2 separate regions of the Mus musculus genome follow, and region 2 is linked to region 1. A link is a loop called in an ENCODE intact Hi-C map of the cell type or tissue named here. Cell type or tissue: left cerebral cortex. All regions are shown on one strand. Each heading gives the region's core, and the rest is flanking DNA. Links, peaks and the distances in the headings are about the cores only.

What was found. A loop is a pair of places that touch in the nucleus more often than their neighbours do. Peaks named below come from ENCODE experiments on the same cell type or tissue, not always from the same donor. Only the 100,000 strongest peaks of a DNase experiment are listed, where the experiment ranks them.
Region 2: a loop joins it to region 1, with 2.4 times the contacts of the local background. A loop is called at or near these places in 1 of 42 quality-filtered maps.

The regions. Positions count from the first base shown.
Region 1 is chr5:25,417,945-25,423,915 of GRCm38, reverse strand. The region is part of intron 2 of Kmt2c (lysine (K)-specific methyltransferase 2C); the gene reads left to right. Among named protein-coding and RNA genes, the nearest start is that of Kmt2c, 78 kb to the left of the region's middle. In left cerebral cortex, for the core only: CTCF peaks have their summits at 2,063 (motif pointing right) and 3,121 (motif pointing left); DNase peaks (open chromatin) are centred at 1,118 and 3,137.
Region 2 is chr5:25,748,267-25,754,237 of GRCm38, reverse strand. No RefSeq gene overlaps it. Among named protein-coding and RNA genes, the nearest start is that of Actr3b, 8.7 kb to the left of the region's middle. In left cerebral cortex, for the core only: no CTCF peak of the experiment used is centred there; DNase peaks (open chromatin) are centred at 1,206 and 2,569; H3K27ac peaks cover 1,227 bases.

The DNA of each region.
Region 1 (5,971 bases), core at 269-5,268:
CTGTGTAGCCCTGGCTGTCCTGGAACTCACTCTGTAGATCAGGCTGGCCTCGAACTCAGAAATCCACCTGCCTCTGCCTCCCAAGTGCTGGGATTAAGTGCGCCACCACTGCCCCGCTCAAGAAGTTTTTACAATTCTGCAAATTAGGCTAGACAGTGGCAACAGTCTTCTCAGTTTATATTTTCTTTCTCACAGCTCGTATTCTTCTTTTTTTTTTTAATTTCAATATTTGGAGGTTATTAAAAATAAAGATATGTTCTTTTCTACCCAGAATCTAGGACCTCTGATTAAGTCAGTCTTTAAAATTCATTACAAAGTAGGATGCTTTCCAGTAATGTACTGTATAGTGTGGTGAGGGAGGGCATGCTTGAACTCTGATGTATTTTATAAGAGGCATTTATAGTCAAATATGCTCTAATGTCTGTGAATTTGTTGAATACATTTGTAGACTTCATTCAGGTTTTATGGTTTAAGCCAGGAAGGCCCAGACTTGTTATATAGTCCAATCTAGCGTTGACTTCCTTAGTTTATGGGTATGTACCACCACACCTGGCGTAAGAATTTTTTTGCTTTTTAAGGAAATTATTTTGTAACTGGTTGAAGTAAAAGTGTTTTATTTCCTTTAACTTAGGTGTTTTCTCTTATTTGATAGTACTTAAAGAATGAGAGTAAAACTTGTATTTTCAGTATTTATTTTAGTTTTTATAGTACAAAAATGATTCCTCAGAAAGCAGTCCCAATAATCTTGTTAACAAAATTCGTGTTAGAGGGTGCCTGCAGTGAAAAAGTGTACAAACAAACCCAGGCTTTGAAGCTCAACTTTGAGACTTGATTCTTTGTCATATGGGAAGATATGTGTTTATAAGGGTGTGTACATATATATGTGGGGTTAGTGTGTGCTCTTGCACAGTAAAGTACACGTGGAAATCTAAAGTCAGTGCCAGTTATCTTCTTCAGCTGCTCTTCATTTCACTTTTTAAGGAATTCCTTAACAATTAATTAGTTTTAGTGCAGCTGAAGACAGTCATTTTTCTGTGTTGAGTGTCTATTCTCTCTAGGAGTCTACTTGTCACTTCCCTCCTGGTTCTGGATGTACAGATGGTGAACCCCTAGCTTTTTTTTGTGGGTACTCGCCATCTGAATCCATGCTGGCATGATGATCACATTGCTGACTGAGCCTCTTGATCCTTATTTTTAAAATGAATATCCTCTGGCAGAGACTGCTCCTTTTTTTAAAAGTGGGGAGTCAGAGATCTGCTAGTCAATTTTCATATCATTGGGCTTCTGCTCTTATTAAGCACACTATCTACTTCTTCCTTTAACCTCATTATACTATGCACATACTAAAATTTATCTTATTTAAATTTTTTTTTAAACAGTGTTTCCTTTATGTAGTGTTGGCTGTCCTGGAATTCACTACATAGGCCATACTGGCCTCAAACTGATAGAGATCCACCTGCCTCTGCCTCTAGAATACTGGGATTAAAGGCATATGCTATTATTGCCCATTATGATTATTTTATTTTTAATTATTATATGTGTTTGTGTTATCTGTGTTTGAGTATGTGGACATGAGTGTATTTGCCATCAGATGACAGAGGCACTGGATCTCCCAGAGTTGGAGTGACAGGTGGTTGGAAGCTTTTGCTTTAACCTCTGACCAATCTCTCCAGTCTCCATGCATGACCCCCTCCCCCCAGCACACTCCCCCCACCCCCATGGTTTTTCCTTTTTTTCTTTTAAAAGATAGGGCCGTAGGCTAGGCTCAAATTCACTCTCCCTCCTGAGTGCTGGGGCAATAAGCATGGCTGGTTTAGTATGGTGCTAAGGATTAAATACAATGCTTTCTGTATGCTAGGCAAATACTATATTAACCAAGCTACATTCCCAGCTTAAATAAGCATACTTCTGTCATGTCAGTTACTGTTCCTGCTACCATTTTCTCTTTCTGAAAGAGATTGATTGATTGATTGATTGATTTTAAAGATTTATTTATTAATTATATGTAAGTACACTGTAGCTGTCTTCAGACAACCCAGAAGAGGGCACCATATCTCACTATGGATGGTTGTGGGCCACCATGTGGTTGCTGGGATTTGAACTCAGGATCTTCAGAAGAGCAGTAAATGCTCTTAACCGCTGAGCCATCTCTCCAGCCCCCTGAGAGAGATTTATGAAGACTAGGTATCTACTTTATTTGTATACAGTATATTGTATGTAGTTATAATCTTGTTATAAATAGTTGGTATAAAGAAATGAAATATGGAGCTAAAGAGATGGCTCACAGTGGTTGAAAGCACTGGCTGCTCTTCTGGAGGTCCTGAGTTCAATTCTTAGCAACTGCATGGTGGCTCACAACCATCTTTAATGAGATCTGATGCCTCTTCTGTGTGTCTGAAGACAGCTACAGTGTATTCATAAACATAAAAATTAAATTATTTTTTAAAAAGAAATGAAGTGTTAACTTCTTAGCACAAAGAAGTCAGGAGTGTTCTTTCTGTTACACCCTAAACTATTTTTAGATAATTTGTGGTCGTACATCAAGAGCCACAGGTACAATTCATTGAGTAGCTGTTTAGTATACATGAGGAAGATAAGCTGTAGGTGAGATGAGCAAGACTATATAGACCATACTGCGTGAATGTGTACAGCCAGAATAGCAACTGTGTACTCATACTTAATAACAACTTCATGTTTACACTTGGATTCATGCATTATATTTTTTGATCTGAAGGATAGCTTTATTTTAGGAGGCATTATCTATTTGATTTTGAAAACAAACCAAAGTTCATTAACTTGTCATGGTCCTATGGTCCATGGCTGAGTTAAAGATGTCTGTCTGTTGTGGATGATTAGATTTTTAAGCCATTGTTGACTTAAACTTTCTCTTGTCTTAAACCTAATTCTTTAGGGTTCATCAAGAGTTGTGGTGGTGTTAAAGGGTTGAAATGATGTATAAGTACATGAAGTTAGAGGTCAGATTTAATTTTCTTTGTATCTCCTAAATGCCATATAACCAGTGATATTTCATGAAGTATAGATACTTAAGTTCTTTTAGAAGCTTCCTTATTGGGAATTAGGTTCTACTGTAGTCTAGTTACATGGCACATGTGCCACCTAGTGGCTAGAAAATTAATTAGGCGCTCCCTCCTCCCCTTTTGGCTATAGAGAATTTTGTGACTAAGTGGAACTGAGTATTTTTATTTAGGCTGGGTTTAAAGTTGGGAAGTGTCTGGCTTCATTTCTGTTGTTGGGATAATACCCCGACTAAGGACAACGTAGGGAAGAAGAGGATTTATTTGACTCACAATTCCAACTTACTGTCTGTTGTTTTAGGATAGTCAAGGCTAGAGCATGAGCTTTGTGTAGACATTGTATCCACAATCAGGAGCAAAGAAAGAGTGTATCCTTGTTTGCTTGCTCACAGCTTTCTTATTTTTTTAGAAATATATTTTTCATTAATGATTTGGCTTACTTGTATTTAAAGATCATTTATTTTTATTTTATGTGAATGCATAGTTTGTCTGCATGTAAGTCTATGTAGCACATACATGCCCCGTGTCCTCAAAAGTCGAAAAAACTCCCTGGAATGGGAGTTATATATTTTTTTAATTTTTTATTAGGTATTTTCCTCATTTACATTTCCAATGCTATCCCAAAAGTCCCCCATACCCACCCCCCCACTCCCCTACCCACCCACTCCCTCTTTTTGGCCCTGGCGTTCCCCTGTACTGGGGCATATAAAGTTTGCAAGTCCAATGAGCCTCTCTTTCCAGTGATGGCCGACTAGGCCATCTTTTGATACATATGCAGCTAGAGTCAAGAGCTCCGGGGAACTGGTTAGTTCATATTGTTGTTCCACCTATAGAGTTGCAGTTCACTTTAGCTCCTTGGGTACTTTCTCTAGCTCCTCCATTGGGGGCCCTGTGATCCATCCAATAGCTGACTGTGAGCATCCACTTCTGTGTTTGCTAGGCCCCAGCATGGGAGTTATAGGTGGTTGCGAGTTGCCATGTTTTGATGCGGTATGCTCTTAACCACCGAACCATCTCTCTAGCACCTCAGCTATTTTTCTTCTCTCTAGGGAATGGTACTTAATACAATGGACAGTTAAATAAGATAATCCCCTACCTATAAGGCCACAGGCCAACCTGGTCTAGATAATTCCTCATCAAGACTTTTTCCAGATGATTATAGGTTGTATCAAATTGATAATTAAAACTAACCGTTGTAGGAGGTGACTGTATCCATCCATGGGCAACAACTGTGTCCATAGGAGGTAATGATTGATATACACAGGGGGTTGATGTCCAGTGGTTTACTCTGTTGATGGCTACATTGGTTTACTTGTTTGCTTGCTGATTTTCACTGTGTAGCTCTGGCTGTCTTGGAACTCCTAATGCAGACCAAGCCGGCCTTCAGCTCAAAGAGATCATGTGCCTTTGCTTCCTAAGTGCTTTGATTAAAGTATGTGTGCCACCATACTTGGTCCCTGGTTTTTTATCTTGTCTTTTTGAGATAGAGTTTCACTATGTAGCTCTTGTTGTCCTGGAACTCAGTTTGTAGAGCAGACTGGCTTAAAGACATGCATCACTAACCTGGCACACCCACACATTGATTTTTGAGACAGGGTCAGTTTAAATCAGACAACCAATTGGCTATGAGCTCCAGGGATCTTCTTATTTCTGCTTCCCAAATGATGGGATTATAGGCTTTTGATGTGGATTCTTGAGATCTGACTTCAAGTTTTAATTCTTGTTTAGCAGGGCTTTACAGGCTGAGACATTGTTCATGTTCTCCCCCCCGCCCCCAGTTTCAGATATGAAAATTCTCCTTTCTGTTTCTTCAGTTTCAGACATGAAAATTGTTAGTTCTGTCTTTTACAAATTGGACTGCATGTAACTGAACATTTAAAACCCTATGAAAAGTAAAAAGTGGCCAATTAAATGAGCTAGTGTCTGGTTTATCCATTATACAAATGCTGGCTGGAATATTTCATAAGTTATCACTGATCTTCACAGTCATTTATCCAGTTGTGCTCTGAATGAGATCACAGGTTTAATCTTTAGTTGATATCATCCCAACTACCATGGCATGTTTCACTTCTTACTGCCAAACTGACAATTTTTGAAGAGTAGGACTAGGAGAAGAATACTGGTCACAGAGTGTGTGGCATCCTGCCTTGAGTGGGGCAGATAGTAAGATCTAACTCACTCTACACAGGAAGAGTGTAAGATAGAAACATTTAGGGGAACCTATTGTTATGGTTTGTGATTGGAGGTTTTGCTTTCTAGGAAGCAGTTAGAAAATTTCTTTTTATTGATTAAAAATAAAAAGTCAAACCAGAAAAATCTAATCAGGAATAAAACCCACGTTTAGCAGTCCTTCATTTTCTTTAGCAAGTCCATGTTAGGATCCTGGATAGAGCCATTGGCCTGGGAAAGAGGACACACAGAGCTAGCCTTGATTGCTAACATTGTTGATTAGAACTGGTTCTGAATCTATTATTATTATTATTATTATTATTATTATTATTATTATTTCTTCTTCTTCTTCTTCTCCTCCTCCTCCTCCTCCTCCTCCTCCTCCTCCTCCTCCCCCTCCCCCTCCCCCTCCCCCTCCCCCTCCCCCTCCCCCTCCCCCTCTTCTTTGGTTTTTTTGAGACAGGGTTTCTCTGTGTAGCCCTGGCTATCCTGGAACTCATTTTGTAGACCAGGCTGGCCTCGAACTCAAAAATCCACCTGCCTCTGCCTCCCAAGTGCTGGGATTAAAGGCGTGTGCCACCCCTGCCCAGCCTGAATCTATTTCTTAAAGATAAGCAAACCTACCCACAGGGTAAATTCTTTCATATTTGCAGCTTCTAAAGCATTGTCCTTGTGCCCATTTTATGTGTACACTCCTCTCAGCTTTACTTCTTCACACCCCGAAGAATATGTGCACTAAGTATATCCCACAGATTGAAGAATTATGT
Region 2 (5,971 bases), core at 379-5,378, 330 kb before region 1:
GTAACCCAGGCTAACTAGCATTGAACCTGTTGTGTGTGAGAAAATGACCTTGAACTCCTTCCTAATCCTCCAGCCTTTAATCCACCTCCTAAGTGCTGGGATCACAGGAGTGTCTGGTTTATGCAGTACCAGGGATCAAGCCCAGGGTCTCATGCATGCTAGACAAACACCGTCTCCCAGCTGAGCTGACCCAGCCCTAGTCCTAGCCTCTGCACCTGCTTTGTCATTCTTGCTGTCTCCAGACGTCTACCTCCCTAAAGACATTTTTAGATAGATTGGACTGCTACAACAGACATCATTACTCAACACAGAAAGTTCCTATAACATGTCAGTTTTCTTCCCCCAAGCCTTCCGCAATATAGGCTTATTATATAATTTGGTCCAAACCAGAAGTATATATGATCTGCCACTAAGTTACCATCCTGTCTCACCTCATATTATGACCCTGGACATGTCTGTATAGACCAAGCCATACCCTGCTTTCCAAACCCTCAGGACTGTCCTGCAGCCCCACCCCACTTCAGTCTTCTTACCTACTTCATCCTTGCTGTCGCCCTTCCAACTTCACTTTAATTCATTCATCAAAACACTCTGAAGCTTCGTCGGACTCTTCTCAGTCAGTAAGCCTGTACCCGTGCTCAGCATTCAGAGGTGTGGCCTGAGGTCGACATCTTAATAAGATGCTACAAGGTACCAAGCGGTGCTTCTGGCCCCTCCTCTGCTCATAGGGAGAGTCATATTACAACAACCGTATCTTCATTTATAAAGCACTTTCAGTACATTTCACCTCTCATCTTGAGAACATCCCCACAGAATACCTATTACAAATAGCTTTTTAATCAAATAAGAATACCAGGCACATCGTTTTAAATTAGCATAGATTAAAATTTTATTTCCTTCTGAGCACCTTCATTTTGCTCTCCTGAGAAAATAGGAAAACACTAAATCCTTACAAAACTCAGCAGCTGGTGCACATAGGTATCAGCCTGCGGTGTGGCCCCAGCCCCTGTGTGATTTTAGATTCACTTTGCTACTCTTGAGCTCTTTAATATTTTCTGTTTCCAGTAAGAAATGCCCATGAATTCCCACAAGGCAATCCCCTATATGCTCTGCACTGAGTAGTATCCAACCGAAAAATCACTTTGCCAATACAGAGCGAAACTGCTGAGCAGTGTAATTAGGCTCCAAGAGATCTGGACAGTGTGTGCTGCCAAAAGCTGAAGCCTGCGTTGCTTGCCATTGCTCAGTCACAAGCAACAGGTTTGGATGAGTAAGCACCCTTCTCTTCTTTTTCTCTTCTTTCCTCTCTTTTTTCTTGTTTTGTTTGTTTGAGACAGTGTCTCACCGTATAGTTCTGACTGGCCTGGAACTTGTATAGCAGGGGAGCCTCAAACTTAAAGCAGTCCTCCTGTCTCTTCCTCTCAAGTTCTTGGACTAGAGACATGAGACCACACCCACATTTTTTTTTTCCAGTGTAGACACTAGGTAGAGTTTATTATGAGGTAAGGTGGGAGTCACACTCAAAAAGGAAGATGGACAATGAAGACTGTTGGGACAAACACTGTCATGGATGAGGGGGGACAGTGGTCAGCATCGGTCCCCGGCCCTCTTTGCAGAGGTTCATTCTAGAATGTTTCAAGAAGTAGCACGGAGGCTGGGGAAAGAGCTCAGTGGGTAAGGCATGAGGACCTAAGTTTGGATCCCCAGAACCCACATAAAAAGTCAGATGCTGGGGTACACATCTGTAATCTCTGTATTGGGAAGGTCTAGACAAAGGATCCTGGAGGCCTCCTGACTGCTGGGATTGAAGATGTGTTCACACCCAGCTTACTGGACATTCTCAATTCTATACGTTTCATGTTGTGATAATCACTAGTGCCCATTTGCATTTATCGGAGTATATTTGTGTGTATCGTCGATGCATGCATATGTGTTTGTGCATATGTCTGTATTATGCATTTCTGTGTGCTGCTTTCTGCCTGTGTATCTATATGCGTATGTGTATTTCTCTGTGTATGTGCAGGTATGTCTCAGGGCATCTGTATGGTCTATATATCCAGTTCACATGGTCTGGACAGAGGTGGGAAGGCTAGGTACAAAGACAGTAACTAGAGGGCCAGGGATAGAGCTCAGACAGACATTATGCTTTCATAGGATTACCAAAGATATCTCCCAGGTATAAACAAAGATCTCTGAAACTGTTGGATTGAAAATGAGAGACACACTGGTACAAGTTACATGACCTTGGGTACAGAGAGGCGTTTCTGGGAGGCAATGGCCACAGAGAGACACTGGAATGGTAGGAATGTGGATCTGAAGCTGAGCAGAAATCAGGTACTATTCATGGCTCTGGTCCCCCACCCCCAGGGCCTACCTGACCCTGGCAAGCATCAGGTTATTCATCTCTGTCAAGTCCTGACAGAGAGAGATGTAGAAATGCCAACTGTCTTTTCTCAGCTCCTTGAACTTCCTCTCCCAGTCTTCCTCAGAGCTCTGCCAGCTTGCAAGACCTTGGCAGACCTCCCAGTTTAATTATTCATTCTGTTATCCCCAGATTTTGTTTGTACTTTTCAGAATTGGTGTCCCAGTTTAGGGCTGGGAAGGTCTGTGTCCCTTAGTCATCAGCCATCAGAGCCTCACCTCCTGCCACTGAATTGAGTGCCCTCTTCATATCCCACAGATGCATGGATGACCCAGACTCTGTCTTCCAAGCATGACCTATCAGAGGCTCCACAAGCTTCTTGTGTTTAAGAGTCCCTCTGTGTTGATTTTCAAAACAAAATCCCAAATGTTCACTTTACCAAGTGAAGACTCAGGAACCAGATGCTGTGTTGAAAGCCTGCGAGCTCAGAGAAGCAGAGAAAGCGCCCAGCTGACCTTCCTACTCCACAGATGCCCCAGAAGGAAAAAGCCCTTGTCCTTCTCCACCCTGTCTTAAATCCCAGTCAACTCCAAGGCCCTCTTTCCTCTTTCCTGGGTTTTCTTATCTTCACTCCGTGTCAGCTGGTTGCTTGTTCCACCTCTTAAACCATCTCTGACTTTATTTTACTCTTGTCTACAGAAAGCTCTTGGGTAAAAGCCATGTGCTAGGACTGAGTTACACCACAACAAGGCTTTTCCAGTTCACAACCTTGGGGTTCACAATGTGATCAAATATCCTGCAACACCTCTGTCTTAATTTTACAAATATTCTTGGACCTTTTTTTTTAATAACATGGTAGTGGAGGGCAGGGGGTGATCACATCAAAGAACAACTTCTGAAACTTGGTTCTCTCCTTCCATCTCCCTCCACGATTTCCAGGAGTCCAACTTAGGTCATCAGGCTTAGCAACAAGTGTCCTTTACCCATTAATCCACCTCATGGGCCTCTTACAAGGAATGAAAAACAGCCGGGGATGTTCGGTGGAGTGTTTGCCTAGCTGGCAAAAACCCACTGGTTCCTCTCCATCTCTGCACAAAAGAGACATGGAACTTCGTGCTTATACCCTCTGTCCTTGGAGGCTGAGGCAGGAGGATTTCGTGACTTCCAGGCTAGAAAGGGGAAAGAGTTGATAAAGAAAATGGTCTAGATGAACTTCTAGACATGAGTAGTCAGCCCCCAAATACATCAACCTGAAAGGATGCTTGTAAGATTGTTGGGCATAGAAGAACATGCCTTTAATTCCATCACTTTGGAGCCAGAGGTAGGCAGATCTCTGAATTGGAGGCCAGCCTGGACTGCACAGTAAGTTTCAGGACAGCCAAGGCTATACAGAGAAACCCTAACTCAAAAAAAATAAAAATAAAAAATAAGTCAAGATTAACAGCCCACTGATTCAGATTTCAGAATTGCTCTGAAATTCTAGATTCTATCCTTTACAAACATAAACAGTTCTGGGAAGGTCAGGGGCTGCAGGGCATACACACAAAATTGTAAATTAATTGCTATTTCCTGAGCCAGTAAGTGAGGATGCAGGGTGATAGGAGGGAGGCAGGAAGAGGGGATATTTATTATTTTTAAGTTTGGGAAACTGCCAGTGGGGCTGAAAATTTAATTACTGCTGCAGGAGAGTAATTAAATTTTGGAAGCAGGAAACCTATGGCCCAGAAGTTTAAGGCAGCTGAGGGGCTCCTGAGGAGAAAGCCCTATGGTGTGGTGGCTGGCACCTCATCTCCATCCTGCTTGTGGCTGCCAGGCTACAATCCAGGCCAGTGTCTGTAGCTATGAAGTCATAGTGGTTAGGGATAGGCCAGGGCATGACAAAATGACAAAGCATATGCCAAGCGTGCATCAGGCCCTGCGTTCAAGCGCTGGCATCTACCTGAAAAATAGTAGCAGTTGTGGTTATATAGTACACTGTTGCTCTATGGCAACCTAGGGAGACTATTGACCCTAGATGGAAATGGTCCACAGAGACCAAAGAAAGGATTCCATCCACTTACAGTTTTGTGGGCCAAGGGTTTACTGGGTTATTACTGGTGCACCAAGACTCAAAGGCAGCCACTCCAGTGAAGAGCGCCACCCAGGTTAACTCTTTCTATCATGTAACCTCAGGACTGGCAGTCCATGAGGCTCCAGAGCTCTGTGAACCAAGGTCTCTCCCTATGAGGTATGAACACACATGCTCTGATTTAAGATAGCCATGGTACACCTACATGGAGGAAACAGTTACAGGACAAATGTCTAAGACAGGATCTATAGCCCAGGCTAGCCTCAGACTCTCTATATGAACTTTTGATCCTCTTGCCTTCACTTCCTTAGTGCTGGGATCATAGGCTGATGCTGCAACCCCTGGTTTACATCGAGCTGATAGTCATTGAAGTACTTCCTGCATGCTAGACCATCCACAGCCCCTGGCATTCTGTATGTGGGTAGATACTTTCTAAGTGTGGAATGTAAAGCAGACTTTTGGAATTTGGTTCATGTTTAGACTGGAATACTGTGTATCTGTGCACAGGTGTGTGTACATACATGGTGTTATAGTACTATATAAGAGACCATGTGAGATTTACATTCACTCATGGCTCCACTTAGTGTTTTATATGGGTGACTTCATGAGGTCCCATGGTCCCCTGAGACTAGCACATTTATTTGGTTTTTACAGAGAAGGCAAATTTAGAGACCCATGTTGGATTCAGGATCTAAAAGTACCAGCAAACCCCCACCTACAAAAGGTTCCCCAGACACCATGAGGACTTGTGCTACTCAGGGCTGATCACTTGTTTTCAGTTCAGAAAAAAAAGCAAAGATTATCACTGAACAAGGTAATGCTGGGTGTCCTTGAGAGAGGCTCACTACTGCCAAGTAGGGACTTGGAGCCACATAGGTGTGTGTTCGTGTTCATGTGTGCAGCTTATCTGCTCAGCTTCCCTGGCCATGATTGTTATTTTTAGCTATTCACTACATTCATCTGCAAAACCAGGGATCAGCTGGGGGGCGGGGGTGCTGACCTTGTAGACACAGCAGGACACTGAGCAGACATAAGGTATGTGACATTTGACAGCATGGATGTCTGCTTGTCTGTCCTAGGGTTGGTGGCTGAAGTTCAGCACTATATGATGACGCTCATCTGTTATCCTAGCACTAAGGCAGGAAGATCACTAAAAGTTACTTACTAAAAGTAAGTCTGGGCTACAAAATGAGACCCTACCATACAAAAATGTGCATGTTTTTACCCAAACAGTAGAGTTGAGTCATGCCTTCTTCTGCTTCTCTCAAACCTCAGGAATTTTATTCTGAGATATTAAAAAGGATTTCTCCTAGGCAGAAAATCACCAAGAAAATTTTATCCAGCCTAGAGAGCAGGCTCTACACTGTAATTCAGTTACATTTATAGTCCCCATTGGGGTTATCTGCAGCTGACAAATTAGAAAACTGAAAATTCCCAAACTAAAATGGATAGGTTTGTAAGATCACCCCACCCCCGCACACACACACACACACACACACACACACACACACACAGCATGTACCAAACATCTCCTTATTTGG